2 separate regions of the Homo sapiens genome follow, and region 2 is linked to region 1. Evidence: read pairs that join two places in POLR2A ChIA-PET (ENCODE). Cell type or tissue: OCI-LY7. All regions are shown on one strand. Each heading gives the region's core, and the rest is flanking DNA. Links, peaks and the distances in the headings are about the cores only.

Evidence for each region. ChIA-PET counts read pairs that join two places held together with the same protein. Peaks named below come from ENCODE experiments on the same cell type or tissue, not always from the same donor. Only the 100,000 strongest peaks of a DNase experiment are listed, where the experiment ranks them.
Region 2: POLR2A ChIA-PET joins it to region 1 with 13 read pairs; 2 of 35 experiments call an interaction of 5 or more read pairs at or near these places.

What each region holds. Positions count from the first base shown.
Region 1 is chr19:9,473,317-9,476,231 of GRCh38, forward strand. ZNF560 (zinc finger protein 560) reads right to left here. Exons shown (of 10, transcript NM_152476.3): 3 at 1,968-2,053; 4 at 883-1,009. The coding sequence starts at 1,997. Among named protein-coding and RNA genes, the nearest start is that of ZNF560, 24 kb to the right of the region's middle. In OCI-LY7, for the core only: no CTCF peak of the experiment used is centred there; no DNase peak of the experiment used is centred there.
Region 2 is chr19:9,595,545-9,598,459 of GRCh38, forward strand. It overlaps LOC105376914 (a long non-coding RNA gene), which reads right to left and starts at 795. Exons shown (of 2, transcript XR_936311.3): 1 at 700-795. In OCI-LY7, for the core only: no CTCF peak of the experiment used is centred there; no DNase peak of the experiment used is centred there.

The DNA of each region.
Region 1 (2,915 bases), core at 267-2,766:
ATGCCTGTAATCCCAGCACTTTGGGAGGCTGAAGTGGGTGGATTACCTGAAGTCAGGAGTTCAAGATCAGCCTAAGATGGTGAAACCCCCGTCTCTACTAAAAATACAAAAATTAGCTGGGTGTGATGGCGTGTGCCTATAATCCCAGCTACTTGGGGGGCTGAGACAGAAGAATTGCTTGAACCCAGGAGGCAGAGGTTGCAGTGAGCCGAGATCATGCCACTGCACTCCATCCTGGACAACAAGAGCAAAATTCCATCTCAAAAAAAAAAAAATAATGGAAGAGGCTCATGCAAGAGATGATAAACTTTACATTATAGAACTATAGTTCTTAGAGAAAGCAGTGAAATTATTTCAAATGGACTAAAACTGAAAATATCTCTTATTTCTGTGCACCCCAAAATTGGCTCTCTGACCTCTGAAATGCAAATTCATGCTTATGTGCACATTTACAAAGCAATAACCTTTTAGTCACAGAAATAAGGTATGTTGTCAAACTCCTGAATGAAGAAAAAAAAGAAAAAAAGTGAAACAAAGAGACCCTTGTATACTTGGAGAATACAACTACACCAGTGATTCTTAATATTATAGTGCATCAAATTGATGTGGAAGGATAGTTAACACACAGATGACAATCCAAGTGGAGAGTTTCTGATTCAGTAGGTCAAAGGCAGAGACTAAGACTGTACATTTCTAAGGGAGTAACAGTGATGCTGTCGAAACTGGACCACACTTTGAAAACGACCACAGTAATTAAGACCTATTATGGCAGGGACAACGTCTCTGGTGAATTCAGTGTTGAACAAACCAATTCTGGAACACAGCAAGTACACAATGTATATCTCTTCCCTAAGAGGCTGCATAAAATGATGGCAGTCTTACCTACTTTGGCCACGTTCTCATAATTCTCCAGCATCACATCTCTGTATAAGTTTCTCTGAACTGGGTCCAGTAAAATCCACTCCTCCTGGGTGAAGTCCACAGCTGTATCCTCAAAGGTCACGGAGTACTAAACCATCACATACATGTTGATTTGAGCCAAGTAACAGATTAACCAGTGTTCACTGAAGAATCAGTTAACAGACCCCAATGCCTATAAAGAGTTGTGAGGTCTCTCATTATCTACCCAAAGCTTAATAATCCCAGGTAAATCTCAGGTATTCCTCTCTCTATCCTTGCTCTTTCACTACTTAACAATTCCAGTTGTATGGCTTTAATGGCACATCTCAATCATGAACTTCTCATCACAAGCAGACTGTGAGTGCTTTCTCAACTTATTTCCCTCTACTAAAAGATATCCCAGAGTACACTGCATCATATACTTGATAAACAGCGATGAATGATTAGCCTTTTTTTTTGGGAAGCAGGGTCTTGCTCTGTCACGTAGGCTGGACTGCAGTGGTGTGATCATGGCTCACTGCAGCCTTGACTTACTGGGCTCAAGTGATCGTCCTGCCTCAGCCTCCTGAGTAGCTAGGACTACAGCCATGCACCACCATGCCTGGCATTTTTTTTTTTTTTTTTTTTTTTTGTGGAGACAATGTCTCAGTATGTTGCCCAGGCTGGTCTCAAATTCCTAAGATCAAGCGATAATGCCACTCACTTCTCAGCCTCCCAAAGTGCTGAGATTACAAGTGTGAGCCACTGCACCTGGCCAGGATTAGCCTTTGAGTAAAGGATGCTTTCATCTTCCTTTCCATCTGCCAGACCACTCAGCAAAATAAGAAATATATATCTGGCACCATAAGGGACAAAATTAATTAACAATTACTGAAATGCTGAAATGCTTTTCAAGGATTATCAGTATGAGAACCTCCACTCCCTGGGGAAATTCAACAAGTGACTCAGTGCTTGAGTGAGTCTTTATTTACTTAAAGAAGCTCTGGAGACACATCTGCCTAGAAGGAAATGTGTTTACCTGGTGATGCAAGTATGTCATTTTGTGGAAGTATACATTTTCTGCATACCTGATAACAATTTGTCAGGCAGTAAGCCATCTTCCTTTCTGCCTCTGTCTTTTCTTCATGAAGGCAGATTGGGTTCCTAGAAAGACCTGGAAAAGAAAGAAGGCATAAGAGCCCAGACATAATCACAGTTCCAACATTCGCATGCATGGAAGTTATTCCAACCTGGTTCGAAATTCTCTTATAATTCATATAAACTCACATAAATATACATTACATCCATAAAATGCCACTGCACTTCTGTCTAACCTAGAGCAAGAAAAAGGAATTGTGGGCCAAGCTGTCGTAAGTAAAAGTATAATATCCTCATTGCACAGGTAAAGAAACTTTTTTTTTTTTTTTTGGAGATGGAGTTTCACTCTGTTGCCCAGGCTGGAGTGCAGTGGCACGATCTCGGCTCACTGCAAGCTCTGCCTCCTGGGTTCACGCCATTCTCCTGCCTCAGCCTCCTAAGTAGCTGGGACTACAGGCACCTGCCACCACGCCCGGCTAATTTTTTGTAGTTTTAGTAGAGATGGGGTTTCACCGTGTTACCCAGGATGTTCTCCATCTCCTGACCTCATGATCCGCCCAACTTGGCCTCCCAAAGTGCTGGGATTACAGGCATGAGCCACTGCACCTAGCCAGGTAAAGAAACTTAAGACCTGAGGAATGTAAGTCTTTTTGTGCCCATGGTGATATAACTCACAAATGAGATTATGCAGCACCTCTTCTCAAAGAACACACTTAAGGGGGCTAACTTACACAACAGGCCTCTCTGGCACACTTCAACAACTCAGAAAGGAACTACTAGTGTGAATACTAAGGCCTAGAGCCCTGGACTATATATTCTGCATGGGGTACTGATATGGTGTGGCTCTGTGTCCCCACCCAAATCTCATCTTGAATTGTGATAATCCCCACATGTCAAGGGCAGAACCAGATGGAGGTGATTGGATCATGGGGGCAGCT
Region 2 (2,915 bases), core at 105-2,604, 120 kb after region 1:
CCATGCACTGGAGTCTTTAGGCATGAGATCTGGCTCCTCTGACTTTTCATTTTGAGGTGCCAGATTGGGTTCTTCCCTATTTGTTTTTAAGGGAAAAAGGAGGGCTGGTCCTTGCCTCCAACAAAGGGCATAGCGTAGTTCTTCTTGAGACACTGGACTTTTATTATTAACATATCAGATTGGAAGCTGACACATTACATCCTCAGTTGATTCAAACTTTGGCCAGAAGATTGAGGAATTAAGGATGGGTCCCTGAGTCCAAATAAAACAGCAATATTTTATTATTTGTTGCTTTTTCCTATGTTTAGTCCTTTCATTATCCTTCCAGTGTTTCAGCATGAGACCTAGGGGGCTATCTGGGGGAATATCTTTGTTACCATCTTTATCCCCCTTGCTCCCTGTCTTGCTTGGGGTATTTCCCATCTTGATGGTTTTGGGGTAAGGTTCAAGGTTCAGTTTCCCTTACTGGAAATTTCTCACCTTTCAGGGTGAGGCTTAATTTTCACTGGAAACTTTTTGCCTTTTGGGGTAAGGCTCAATTTCCCCTCTGGAAATTTCTTGCCTTTTCTACTATTGGAGGTTTGTGTGAGGTTCAATCCCCCCCAACAATGGGGATGTCTCACCTCTTTTTAACCACTTAGCCACCCTGACCAAGGAGTACTTCACTGCACCCACCCCCAACCCCCGTGGCTTTCTTACCTTGTTCCTGACCACCAAGGAAATACTTTACTGGCTCCTGTGGCATCTCCTTCCTTGGTAGGTGCACAGAGTCATCACTGCAGTATGTGAGGATCCTTTAAGCTAGGTTGCTGGCCAGTTGTTTTTTTCCTGCATTGCTTAGAGCTAGGGTTATTCCTCACAATGGGTGGGTTCTGATTTCTCCCCTATGAGGCCACCACAAAGGGTGGGGTGCATGCCTCCTCAAGAGAGAGAACCAGAGACCACCCCCAGAGGGGAATGTAATCCTGGATGAGCCCCCAAATTGTTATATAATAAGTTTCAGTGCTGCAAAAGAAATAGCACTCGAGGCCAGATGCAGTGGCTCATGTCTGTAATTCCAGCACTTTGGGAGGCCTAGGTGGGTGGATCACAAGGGCAGGAGATCGAGACCATCCTGGCTAACACAGTGAAACCCCATCTCTACTAAAAAATACAAAAAATGAGCCGGGCGTGGTGGCGGGCACCTGTAGTCTCAGCTACTCAGGAGGCTGAGGCAGGAGAATGGTGTGAACCTGGGAGGTGGAGCTTGCAGTGAGCAGAGATCACACCACTGAACCCCAGCCTGGACAACAGAGTGAGACTCCATCTCAAAAAAAAAAAAAAAAAGAAAAAGAAATCGCATTCAAATATAAAATTTTATTTTTAATTCTCAGCAAGGCAAGGTACTTCTATAGAAGGGTGTGCTCTCACAGATGGAGCAATGGTGGGCACACACCTTCACAAAGGAGGGAAAGGCGTTCTTATTACTGATGCACCTGGTCCCTACTGCTGTGTCATTCCCCTATTGGGTAGAGTTAGACCACACAGGCTAAACTAATTCCAACTGATTAATTTAAAGAGATGGACGGGGTGAGTGGTTTGGCAGGAAAAATGGTTATGAAATGAATTGGAATGAATGAGTCAGGGTGGAGAAGGTAATCTGAATGAGCAGAATGAGTCAGGGTGGAGTAGGTAATGAGTCAAGGAGTAGAATGTGTCAGGGTGGAAAAGGTTGCTTTACGAGGAAGTTTAAAAGTAGAAGGCAAAGAATTGAGCATACTGACATATTAATTCTTTGAAGGGAAACTTCGAATTCACACTCAACAACTCTAAAGTGATTCTCTATCCTTGGCCTCCCACATTTCTTTTTTTTTTTTTTGAGACAGACTCTCACTCTGTTGCCAGGCTGGAGTGCAGTGGACTGATCTCAGCTCACTGCAACCTCTGCCTCCTGGGTTCAAGTGATTCTCATGCCTCAGCCCCCCAAGTAGCTGGGACTACAGGTGCCAGCCACCACGCCCAGTGAATTTTCGTATTTTTAGTAGAGACGGGGTTTCACCATGTTGGCCAGGATGCTCTTGATCTCCTGACCTTGTGATCCACCTGCCAAGGCCACCCAAAGTGCTCAGATTACAGGCATGAGCCACCATGCTCAGCCTTGGCCTCCTACATTGTTGGGATTACAGACATGAGCCACTGTGCTTGGCCCTTTATTCCTTTACATATTTAATATTTTAAAAAATTAACAAAGAGGCCAGGCACAGTGGCTCAGGCCTTTAATCCCAGCACTTTGGGAGGCTGAGGTGGGTGGATTACGAGGTCAGGAGTTCGACACCAGCCTGGCCAATATGGTGAAACCCCATCTCTACTAAAAAATACAAAAATTAGCTGGGCATGCTGGTGCGTGCCTGTAGTCCCAGATACTCAGGAGGCTGAGACAGGAGAATTGCTTGAACCCAAGAGGCAGAGGTTGCAGTGAGCCAAGATCGCTACACTGCACTCCAGCCTGGGTGCAGAGACTCCATCTCAAAAAAATAAGTAAATAAATAAACACCACACCCAATCAGCTCAAGCCTGTGGCTAGAGATAAGAATGCAGAAAGAATTGGCCAGGCGCGGTGGCTCACGCCTGTAATCCCAGCACTTTGGGAGGCCGAGGCGGGTGGATCACGAGGTCAGGAGATTGAGACCATCCTGGCTAACACAGTGAATCGCCGTCTCTACTAAAAACACACACAAAAAAATTAGCCGGGCGTGGTTGTGGGCACCTGTACTCCCAGCTACCCAGGAGGCCAAGGCAGAATGGAGTGAACCCGGGAGGCAGAGCTCGCAGTGAGCCGAGATCACACCACTGCACTCTAGCCTGGGTGACAGAGCAAAACTGTGTCTCAAAAAAAAAAAAATCTAGAAAGAATCTAGAGACATCTTTCCTGCCCA